Regions from separate parts of the Homo sapiens genome. Here all the other regions are linked to region 1. The links are chromatin contacts, found by Hi-C or POLR2A ChIA-PET in ENCODE. All regions are on one chromosome and are shown on one strand. Each heading gives the region's core, a stretch centred on a gene start or an enhancer-like site at or near the end of the contact. The rest is flanking DNA. Distances are from core to core; before and after follow the strand shown.

The links. Hi-C counts contacts between places; a loop is a spot of excess contacts on that map. ChIA-PET counts read pairs that join two places held with the same protein, here RNA polymerase II (POLR2A). Pooled maps may share reads with other maps.
Region 2: a map of OCI-LY7 shows a loop between it and region 1 (13-fold over the local background). The contact joins the promoter of AGA here to the promoter of GALNT7 in region 1. A Hi-C loop is called at or near these places in 5 of 168 maps with a recorded cell type or tissue (CD8-positive, alpha-beta T cell, OCI-LY7 and naive thymus-derived CD4-positive, alpha-beta T cell) and 14 of 50 pooled maps. POLR2A ChIA-PET finds 5 or more read pairs at or near these places in 1 of 52 experiments (CD4-positive, alpha-beta memory T cell).
Region 3: a pooled map shows a loop between it and region 1 (8-fold over the local background). The contact joins the promoter of DDX60 here to the promoter of GALNT7 in region 1. A Hi-C loop is called at or near these places in 5 of 50 pooled maps.

What each region holds. Positions count from the first base shown.
Region 1 is chr4:173,167,440-173,170,619 of GRCh38, reverse strand. It overlaps GALNT7 (polypeptide N-acetylgalactosaminyltransferase 7), which reads right to left and starts at 1,809. Exons shown (of 12, transcript NM_017423.3): 1 at 1,659-1,809. The coding sequence starts at 1,784. It overlaps GALNT7-DT (GALNT7 divergent transcript), which reads left to right and starts at 968. Exons shown (of 7, transcript NR_134242.1): 1 at 968-1,756; 2 at 2,507-2,658. RefSeq lists silencers at 431-1,660, 1,891-2,010, 2,081-2,130 and an enhancer at 2,441-2,540.
Region 2 is chr4:177,441,187-177,444,498 of GRCh38, reverse strand. AGA (aspartylglucosaminidase) reads left to right here and starts at 2,062. Exons shown (of 9, transcript NM_000027.4): 1 at 2,062-2,250. The coding sequence starts at 2,124. It also overlaps a transcript of AGA-DT not described here. RefSeq lists enhancers at 1,397-1,476, 1,567-2,110, 2,937-3,016.
Region 3 is chr4:168,316,955-168,320,015 of GRCh38, reverse strand. It overlaps DDX60 (DExD/H-box helicase 60), which reads left to right and starts at 1,264. Exons shown (of 38, transcript NM_017631.6): 1 at 1,264-1,394. RefSeq lists an enhancer at 1,001-1,330.

The sequences.
Region 1 (3,180 bases), core at 560-3,059:
TCCATGAGCTGAGAAGCTTAAAACCGCAAATGTACTGAAAAGGAAAACTGATACTTTTTATTACCATCAATTTAGATGACTTAGATGGGAATCTATCCCAGATATTACAAAGGGATTCCACTGCTGTAGAGACTTCAAATACTAAAACTTCCAGATTACATCTAATCTCATGATATAGGCGAAGAGCTGATAATGGGATCTCCTCCTAGGATTCTTACTCTTGAAAGGACGCCACAAGCCTTTTTGCCCAACTTCTTGATGCTAACTTTCCAGAAGGAAAGTTAAATAAACATGACATAGAAGCGATGCTCATCACACTTGCAAAAAGCACTTTACAACAGAGAGAGCGACTCGACTCCTCCTGCAGCCCCGCCGCCTCGGCGGTCGTGAGCCCCTCATACCCTCTCCTACCCCCACTGGCAGCCGGCCCAGTTGGCTGTCCCAGCGGGGAGGAGGAAGCAGGTGGTGCAACGGTTCATCCGGGGGGAAGCAGGTCAGGGTCGGGGGCGAGGCCGGTGCGCGCCGCCCGCTGCCGGGTCAGGGAAGCCGCAGTGCCCGCGGTCCCTTCCCCGCGCGGCGCGGCTCCGGGTAACTAATGTTCCGAGGCGCCTGACTAAACCCTCCAAATCCAAGGAATGTCAGCGCTAACACTCGCGCCCTGGGCGGCAGACAAATGCGTCCCAGCGGAGCCGCCGCGAGCTCCGCGCCGCCGCTCCCCTCGGCGTCGGCCTGAGCTAGCCGGCAGCCGGCGCGGGGCGGCCGGGCGCCGACACAAGTTAGTTTTCCGGCCCAAGCAGCCCTGCCGCAGCCAAGGAAGAGGAACTGCTCCTCTTCCCCCGGATAGCGCCCGAGCACTGCCACAGCAGGGGCTTCCCCAGGCGCTGAGGGCTGGGGGCGGCGGGCAGGCGGGGCGGGGACGCCCCTCCGCCATCTCCGGCCAACCGCCCCTCCCTCGCCCAGGGACGCGAGGGGGACCGGCGGTCCGGGCGAGGCCTCGGCCGCGCATCGCACCCCGGCTCCCCGCCGCCGGAGTTGAGGGGGAGGCGCGCTCTCCGTAAGAGCCGGAGGCGGGGCGCCATCGCCCTCCCACTCCCCGGCGGGCGGGCCGGGGGAGCCCGGGGCTGCGAACACCCCCAGACGGGCGGCTGCGGGAGGGGAGGCTGGACCAAGGGGCCTGGTCCACCGGACCAGCGGTGGCGGCATCGGCATCTCGCCTCCTTCAGGCCTGCACGCGCCACAGGCCGCAGCCTGGACCAACCCCGCGTCCCCGGGCCGTGAGCGCTGCGGTCCCGGCCCCCCAGAGCGGGACGCCGGGCGGCCGCAGCCCCCCGGACCCGGCTCTCCGCCCGCTCCGCCCGCAGTCCCGGCGCGGAGAGCGGCCGCCCGAGCCGCTGCCGCGGCAGCGCGGGTGTCGGCGACGGAGCCCGGGGCGGGGAAGAGCGGAGGAAGGGGCGGCGAGGGGGCGGGCCGGCGGCGGCCAGGGAGGTCGGAGTGCGCGGGGCTCGGCACCCCCTCGGCCCGCGCTGCGCCAGCACCACCTGCGGAGCTGCGGTGCCCACGCCGTGCCGCGACCCCGCCGCCCCTGCTCCCTCCACACGCGGGCAAACAAAACAAGTTGCCGGTCGCTGCCGCCGGAGGGGGCCGGGCGGGTCACTCACCCTCATCCTGCTCAGCGGGCTTGGGTCGTCCGGCCGCGGGGTCAGGGAAGACCAGAGGACCACTAGCCCCAGGAAGCTTCCCACCACCAGCAAACTGCGTAAGATGAACCCAATCTTCAGCCTCATCTTCCTCCGGCGGCGAGAGACTCACAGCCCGGCGCAGCCGCCGCCACCGCTCTCCCCTCCCTCCTTCCCCCTCCTCCGGCTCTCCTCCCCCTCTTTCCCCCACCCCTACCGCTACGGCTGCCGCCCTCTCCGCTGCCTGCCCTTTCCAGCTCCAGATCCGGAACTCCCCTCGGCTACACCTTTCCCCGGGCTCTTCCCTCCGCTCCTCCCCGTGGCCCCCTCCCCTCTGGCGGCCACCGCAGAGCTCCGACTGACCCGTGTGCCTCGCTCTGCCAGGCTGCCTTCCTCTCTACCTGCCCCCTTCCAGATCCGCAGTCCCCTGCTCTCCACGCGAGCCCCCTTCACAGTCCCTGCTACCTTGTAACTAACTTGCACTTTTCCCGAGTCCGGTTCTTAGCCTTTGCCCTGCAGCTCAGCTCCTTAAAGCTTTCAGATCCCCAAACTTTTATTGTAATTATGGACAATAACTCCGTCCTTAACGCCTGTGCCCTCCGGGATCCCGTGGCCCGCCGCCCCCTCCGTTGGACCTGGAGTCGCTCTCGTCTGCACCTCTCCCTTAGACCCACTTCCCTGAGCCCCTTGTCGAGAGGCTTTCAGGAAGCCAACCAGGAAGTGGGACTACCGCTGCTGCTGCAGCAGCTCCACGTGGCTGATTTATAGCTGAAGGGTTTTTTTTTTTCCTTCTTATTGATTGTTCTTGCTTTTTCACACGGCTCCTTAAGGTGGTGAATTTGTAACCGAAAGGCCCAGGTGAGATGTGCAAATATCACTGGATTGGAGGAGCTCACTTGGAAAGCCAGTATTCCTCCTGAGCTAATGAAAAGAAAGGCTGTCGTCTTATGCCAAAAGCAATACCAACCTTGTTCACGGGCTGGTAAGTTTCAAATCCAAGGACCACGGATTTCAACTCCACCCTCATTGCGTCCCTCAGATCTGATATTTGCCACTTGATTTCTGCTTTTCAAACGCCTTTTCTGCCTGTGTTACCTAAATTACACAGTAAAGGATATTGGCAAGTGTTTAGCCAAATGCCCCACCCTGAGGAAATAATTTTTCTGCCCATATCTCCCAATAAAGATGTCTATGCCTTTATAGCAGAATGTATGTAATTACATTATCAGTGTACTATATCCTAAACTGCTAATTTAAATTTAAGTCGAACAAAACGTTTTAAGATTTTATCCTAAGTTTTTTGGGGTTTTTTTTCTTTTCTTTTTTTTTTTTTTTTTTTTTTTTTTTTTTTTTTTTTTTTGAGACGGAGTCTCTCACTCTGTCACCCAGGCTGGAGTAGAGTGCAGTGGTGCGATCTTGGCTCACCTCAACCTCCACCTCTCGGGTTCAAGCAATTCTCCTGCCTCAGCCTCCCCCGTAGCTGGGACTACAAGTGCACACCGCC
Region 2 (3,312 bases), core at 813-3,312, 4.3 Mb before region 1:
GGCGGTGGGTGGATCACCTGTGTCAGGAGTTCAAGACCAACCTGGCCAAAATGGCAAAACCTGTCTCTACTTAAAATACAAAAATTAGCCGGGCATGGTAGTAGGCAGTAGCAATCCCAGCTACTCAGGAGGCTGGGGCAAGAGAATCGCTTGAATGCAGGAGGTGGAGGTTGCAGTGAGCTGAGATTACACCAGTGAACTCCAGCCTGGGCGATAGAGCAAGACTCCATCTCAAAAAATAAATACATACATACATACATACATACAAATATCCATGGAAAAGTTGATATATTGAGACCTTCTATCAGCCATTCCCACTATAGTGTAATTTAGCTGTTTCTCTGACAGGAATTTTTATTTAAGAAGAAAGAATTTGGAGAAATAGACATAGTAGGAGGTAACAGATCAGGCTCTTTCCACCAGAAGAAACACAAATACCTTAAAAAACAGGAAGAGGCTAGAGAGATCAGTGGGGTACTAAGACCAATTTTCCATGTATTGTATTTTACAATTTTTGCTAAAGGCATGTCCTAATTCCTTAAGGCTGCATAAAAATACTCAGCCCAGGAGCTAAGGAAAATTTACTCAGAGGACAATGTATGTTTTTCTGGCTTTCTTACCCTGTTTCACCCAAGTTTCCAGTTTCACCTGCCATTGGGTTATGATTACTCCAGCACAGATGACTTGTTCCTCTTCCAAACCCCATGAAAGGAACTTAGAAAATTTGTCTTTATTATATCTTTTAATTAACACTTCCCCAACGGGATAATGATACTTCTGGGCTATCTTATGTTCTTTAAATTATGTATTTAATTTCCTAGCAATCAATAAGAGCCTTGAAGGTTTTGTAAGTCTCACAACTCCTACCTAGTTTATATTTTTACATTTATTTATTTATTTATTTTTGAGACAGAATCTCACTCTGTTGTCCAGGCTGGAGTGAAGTGGTGCGATCTCGGCTCACCACAATCTCCACCTCCCGGCTTCAAGCAATTCTGCCTCAGCCTCCCAAGTAGTTGGGACTACAGGCATGCACCACCACGCCCGGCTAATTTTTGTATTTTTAGTAGAGACGGGTTTCACTATGTTGGCCAGGCTGGTCTCGAACTCCTGACCTCGTGATCCACCCACCTCAGCATCCCAAAGTGTTGGGATTACAGGCGTGAGCCATCGTGCCCAGCCTAGTTCATATTTTTAAAGTTTGTATAGATTTATAGATGCTTTTAAAAATTATGTGATTATGTGTCTTGCCTTGGCAACCTGGGCAGGCATTCCAGACACCCAAAGGGATTATTAGTTCATGTTCGCACGTCTGCCCAGCAACAAAACTGAGCAGCCTCCACCAAGCACGTAAAATCCCCATTCCTCCTCTTATTCATTTATTTAGCACTTAATAGTGCCAGGCAGGAAGGTAAAAATACATTTAAAAAGGAATGGAGGTAGCCGTCTTGCCCTGGAGGTGCAGGAAGCTGCACTTCAGTGTGCTAGGTAGAGGGTACATAGGCCGTTTCTGTTTTTCTTCCAGCTCAGGGATTTATAATGAGAGGAAGTGCTACAAAAAGCTGTGGTGCGAAAATGACGGACGCTATGAATGGAAAAAAAATCTAAAATCAATCCGGTCCTAAGCAAACACGCTTCACCTACACTCATAACTATTGCAGACCTCCGAGGCCTGGGATCCCCAAGAATATACTGAGTTTGACAAACTTTTCAACTTCAACTTTAAATTAAAAAGACAGTAAAAGAACCAAATCCATAGTACACAGCAATCGGCTAAAGTTCCTGGGGCCCTGCAACCCAGAGTTGAATAATTTTGTATTAAATTCCCAATATCAAGCTAAATCTATTTTAACCACAGGAAAAGCAGCAACTTGTCTGGCTATTTTAAAAATCTGAACAGCACTTAGGAAGAAGCACCTTAGCGCAGGGAACAGCTCAGTGCCCCGTGACACAACTCTCCCGCGGGCCCAGGGACGCCTCGTCTCGCGAGAGTTGAGGGACGCCTGAGCGAACCCCCGAGAGAGCGGGCGTGGGCGCCAGGCGGGCGGGGCACTGGGGATTAATTGTTCGGCGATCGCTGGCTGCCGGGACTTTTCTCGCGCTGGTCTCTTCGGTGGTCAGGGATGGCGCGGAAGTCGAACTTGCCTGTGCTTCTCGTGCCGTTTCTGCTCTGCCAGGCCCTAGTGCGCTGCTCCAGCCCTCTGCCCCTGGTCGTCAACACTTGGCCCTTTAAGAATGCAACCGAAGCAGGTGCGGGTTGGCGGCCTGGGCGGGCGGCTGCGCCGCGAGAGCTTGCGGGTGGGGATGACTAGCCCGCCCCGCTGCAGTCACCCGGCAGGGCGGACGGAAGAGCGCCGGGCTGGGCCGGGCCTCGCGGTCCCGCCCTCTAGGTCTTCCCGAGTCTCCAGCGCCGCTCAGTCTCTTGCAAGTGGCCTTTACTGCATCCTCCCCACCTACCGCTGTTGCATTTTAGGTCCTCCCTTCATGCAGCCCCCAGCGCAATGTATTTTCCACCCTGCTGCTGACCATAGTTATGGCCTTTGTGCTTTAATCAAGTAGCAGCTACGCTTTTCTGCCTGACAGTCTTTTCACGGGCTGTGTACGTCTCCACCTCTCGTTTCTAATCCTTCACTTCTTTGCAATTTTGTAGACGACTAATAGTGTCCCAGCCATAGCCTACTCTTTTCCCATTTACTTTTTTTGCCACGTGTTGTCATACTTTACCTGCCACTTAGAATTCAAGGTTCCAACCTTTGCTGTACATTCACACTATCTGGGGAGCTTCTCAAAAATCATCCTGCCGGGGCCCACCTCCTGTGACTGTGATCTAACTGCTGGAATCAGGGCCACTGTTTTTCTTTAAAAAGCTCCCTAGGTGATTTCGATTTGCAGACAGGGTTGAGAACCACTAAGCTAAGGTATCACCTCTTCCAGGAAGCGTTCCCTGACTTAACTGCCCTCGTGTCCAGAATGAGTTAGGTTCCTGCCTTCTACACCTTGTTAATAGCCTTTACGTACCATTATCTTGGCATTTTCGCATTGTACTATGCTTGTTTCTTTCATTTGCTTAATGACCAGAAGAGTCATTTTCAGACCCCTCCTCCTCCATCTGAGGTTGCTAACGTATTAACTTTCTAGGGCAGAATTGGCTCCAGAATTTGGTGGCAGTGCATACGATTCAGAGAAAATGAAGAAGCAGGCTGTGAGAAAGATATTCCCAGCCATAATGAGACGAAAAGAAATTGCATCAGCCTGGGCGGGGGACAGTTCTGTGTTTAAGTTGCCTGTATTGAAAGAGGGAACTTGCGTAAA
Region 3 (3,061 bases), core at 15-2,514, 4.9 Mb after region 1:
AATCTCATCACTAACAAACACGTGAATTTCTAAACAAATGAATAAACAAGTAATTGTCTGATGGATGTGAGAAATGTCCTCCTTCCCCATATCCCCCTCTTTTAACAACTTGACTCTCTAATTTTTCACAAGACAAAGTATCATTCACTACTCTCTCTGTTCTGTGTTCCCTGTGGAGCAGTGCCTGGACCTTGGCTCTTTCCTTTCCTTGTAGACAAAGCAGCCTGTGGCTTCTTATCATGCTGATTACCCAAATTCACTGCTGTCTTTCCTCCACACCCTCTTCTATTTCCAATATATGAATGCATATTTATAGCATTAATGAAATCAAGCATACGAGGGCACTGAAAGGAAAGGAGATGAGTATCGAAACCCACACTGCAAGTATCAACAGGCAAAAATTAAGAGAACATTTCATCAATTTGAGGCACAAATAAATGTGACCATTCTGCATTTTCAATTTATTTTTTAATGTTGATTCTTGGCCCATGAAAGTACCAATTACAGTTTATACAGAACAGTAATCATCAGCTTCTCATAACAGAAACTCAAAGTTCATGTATTGTTACATACTTTCTTTTTTCTTTTTGCATACAAGTAGAAGCAGCAAGATCTCCAATTTCATTGTGGGGTTTCAGATTCCACAGTGTCTTTTACATTTTATCAATTTCTAAATTCTAACTCTTCTTGATTTTATCTTGTTTAGATGTTACAAATTTTTCTGCCTCAATTTACTCTATATTTATGCCCAAATTCCAAAGCCCATTTTTATTGCCTTTGTCTCTCTCTTTTAAGGTTTTTTTTAGTTTCATTTTATTTTTAATTGACGCATAATAATTGTATATATTTTTGGGGTACAATGTGACGTTTCAATACATGTATACATTGTGTGATGATCAAATCAGGATAATTAGCCCATCTATTACCTCAAAACTTTACTATTTCTTTGTGATGAGAATATTCAAAATTCTCTCTTCTAGCTATTTTGAAATATGCATTATTGTTAACTATACACACCCTACTGCAGAATAGAATACCAGAACTGGTTCTTCCTAGCTATTGTAACTTCATACCTTTTAACTAACGTCTCGCCATGCTCCCCTTCTTAAGATTCTGATTGAAGGGAAGGATGCTAAACTTTCCACGAAAGTGCCTCGCCTAATTCGTGCTGAAGGGAAACTGAAACCTAAGTGCTTCTGAGAGGAGAAAGGAAACCGAAACTCCCGCCGGATGCATAAAAGACTGGCTGCGGTGGCTCAGAGCGCCGAGTCCTAGGCCAGGTCTGGGGTAACCTGGAACTTCCACCTGGGCTCTGCGCTAGGTCTCTGTTTCACTCCCTCCCCGCGGGGCGCGCAGCTCGCGGGTCTTTGGACACCACCGGTCCTGAGTCCGCGGTGAGGAGCCGGGGATGTCCCTTGGGAAGAGCCTGGGGCGGAGCTGTCTAGCGGGAGTTCTAGGTCTTCTTCAACGGACCGGACAGGGAGGTGGCCCAGGAGTGCTGGGCTCGGGGCGCGGGAATCTGGGGAACCTCCTGGGATCGCAAGGCCGTGGCGCACGGGCCCCCTGCTGGCCCGGAAGGCCGGGCGTGGGGAGGGGCGGAGGAAAGGGACAACCGCGAAAGGCCTGAAGTCTGAGACAGAGAGGAGTGCTTAGTTAGGCATTTAAGGAGTCCCCGTCAAAGGTGGGAGCTGGGTAATGGAGGTTGAGGAGAAATTAAGGGACATCATATCTAAGCACAGCCAGTAAAACCTGTACATTGACAGCAGCAAGAAGCTTCCACCTTCAATCCCTGCTCCAGACTTGTAGAATCAGAATCTGCGTTTATTAATAAGATTCCCCCAGGTAATTTCTGTGCACCCTTAAATTTCAGTGGCTTAAGACAATAGAAATTTATTTCCTACTCCAGTAACTTAATTTATTCCTGGTCAAGGGGCAGGTATAGTGGCTTAAAACATTACAAGTTTATTATTTTACAATTGCTGTGGATCAGAAGCCCAGGCATGGGTAAAGTGAGTTCTCTGTTCAGCATCTCATCGAGCTGAAATCAAGGTGTCAGAGCTGTGGCCTCATGGGACACCATGGATGCTCATTCAGGTTGTTGGAAGAATTCAGTTTCTTGCAGCTAAAGGACTGAGGTTACCTGCTTTCTTGCTGGCTGTTGGCTGGGGGTTCCCATGTCTTTAGATTTCACCCTGAGATCTTAGCTACAGTGGCCTTCTCACAACAAGGTGGCTTATACCGTTAAAGAAGGTATAGGGTACCTTTAAAGAAGGTATAAGCCTCTTTGGGGGAATCTCCCGAGTCTACTATGATGAAGTCTTACATAATATAACCGAATCATTAAAGAGACTATGCCATTAAATTCACAGGTCCTGTCCACACTCAAGGGGAGAGGGTTATACCGGGTACTGGAAGCCATTTTAACCCACCAGCTCTTCTCCAGGCAGGGTTTCAGGAGCTTGATGCCTTTCATCAAGTAGCTCCACCATTCTGTTCCAATACAGAATCCATGATTTCCTTTCCCTTCCCTTGCCCCCATTTTTTTCCTCTTTACCTCCCCTTTGCGCCTTTCCTCTTCCCTCCTTTTTTCTCTTTTCCATTTCTCTTCCTCCCTTCTTCTTTTCTTCTTCCTTTTTAAGATTGTTTGAATCAGAATATGGTTCTGACACTACTGTGATTGGAGGATAAGCCTTATAAGGTTCTTGCAATTTCTTTCATCCCCTTTTAATTTATTCGTTTGTAAGATTTGTGGTCTTATGATTGTTTGTTTTTGTATGTGTGTGTCCTGTTGGGTGTGTGTTTATGTGTGTGTGTGTGTATGTGTCCTAATCCCTGTGGTGTCATTTAACATATTTTGCTGGCCTCTAAATTTCTTGTAAATTAATCATTACTACTAGCGTTTTGATCAGATTCAGGTTTTCTTTTTTTTCTTCTTCTTCTTTTTTTTTTTTTTTTTTTGAGACGGAGTCTTGCTCTTTTGCCCAGGCTGGAATGCAGTGGCTTGATCTCAGTTCACTGCAACCTCTGCCTCCCAGGTTCAAGCGATTCTTCTACCTCAGCC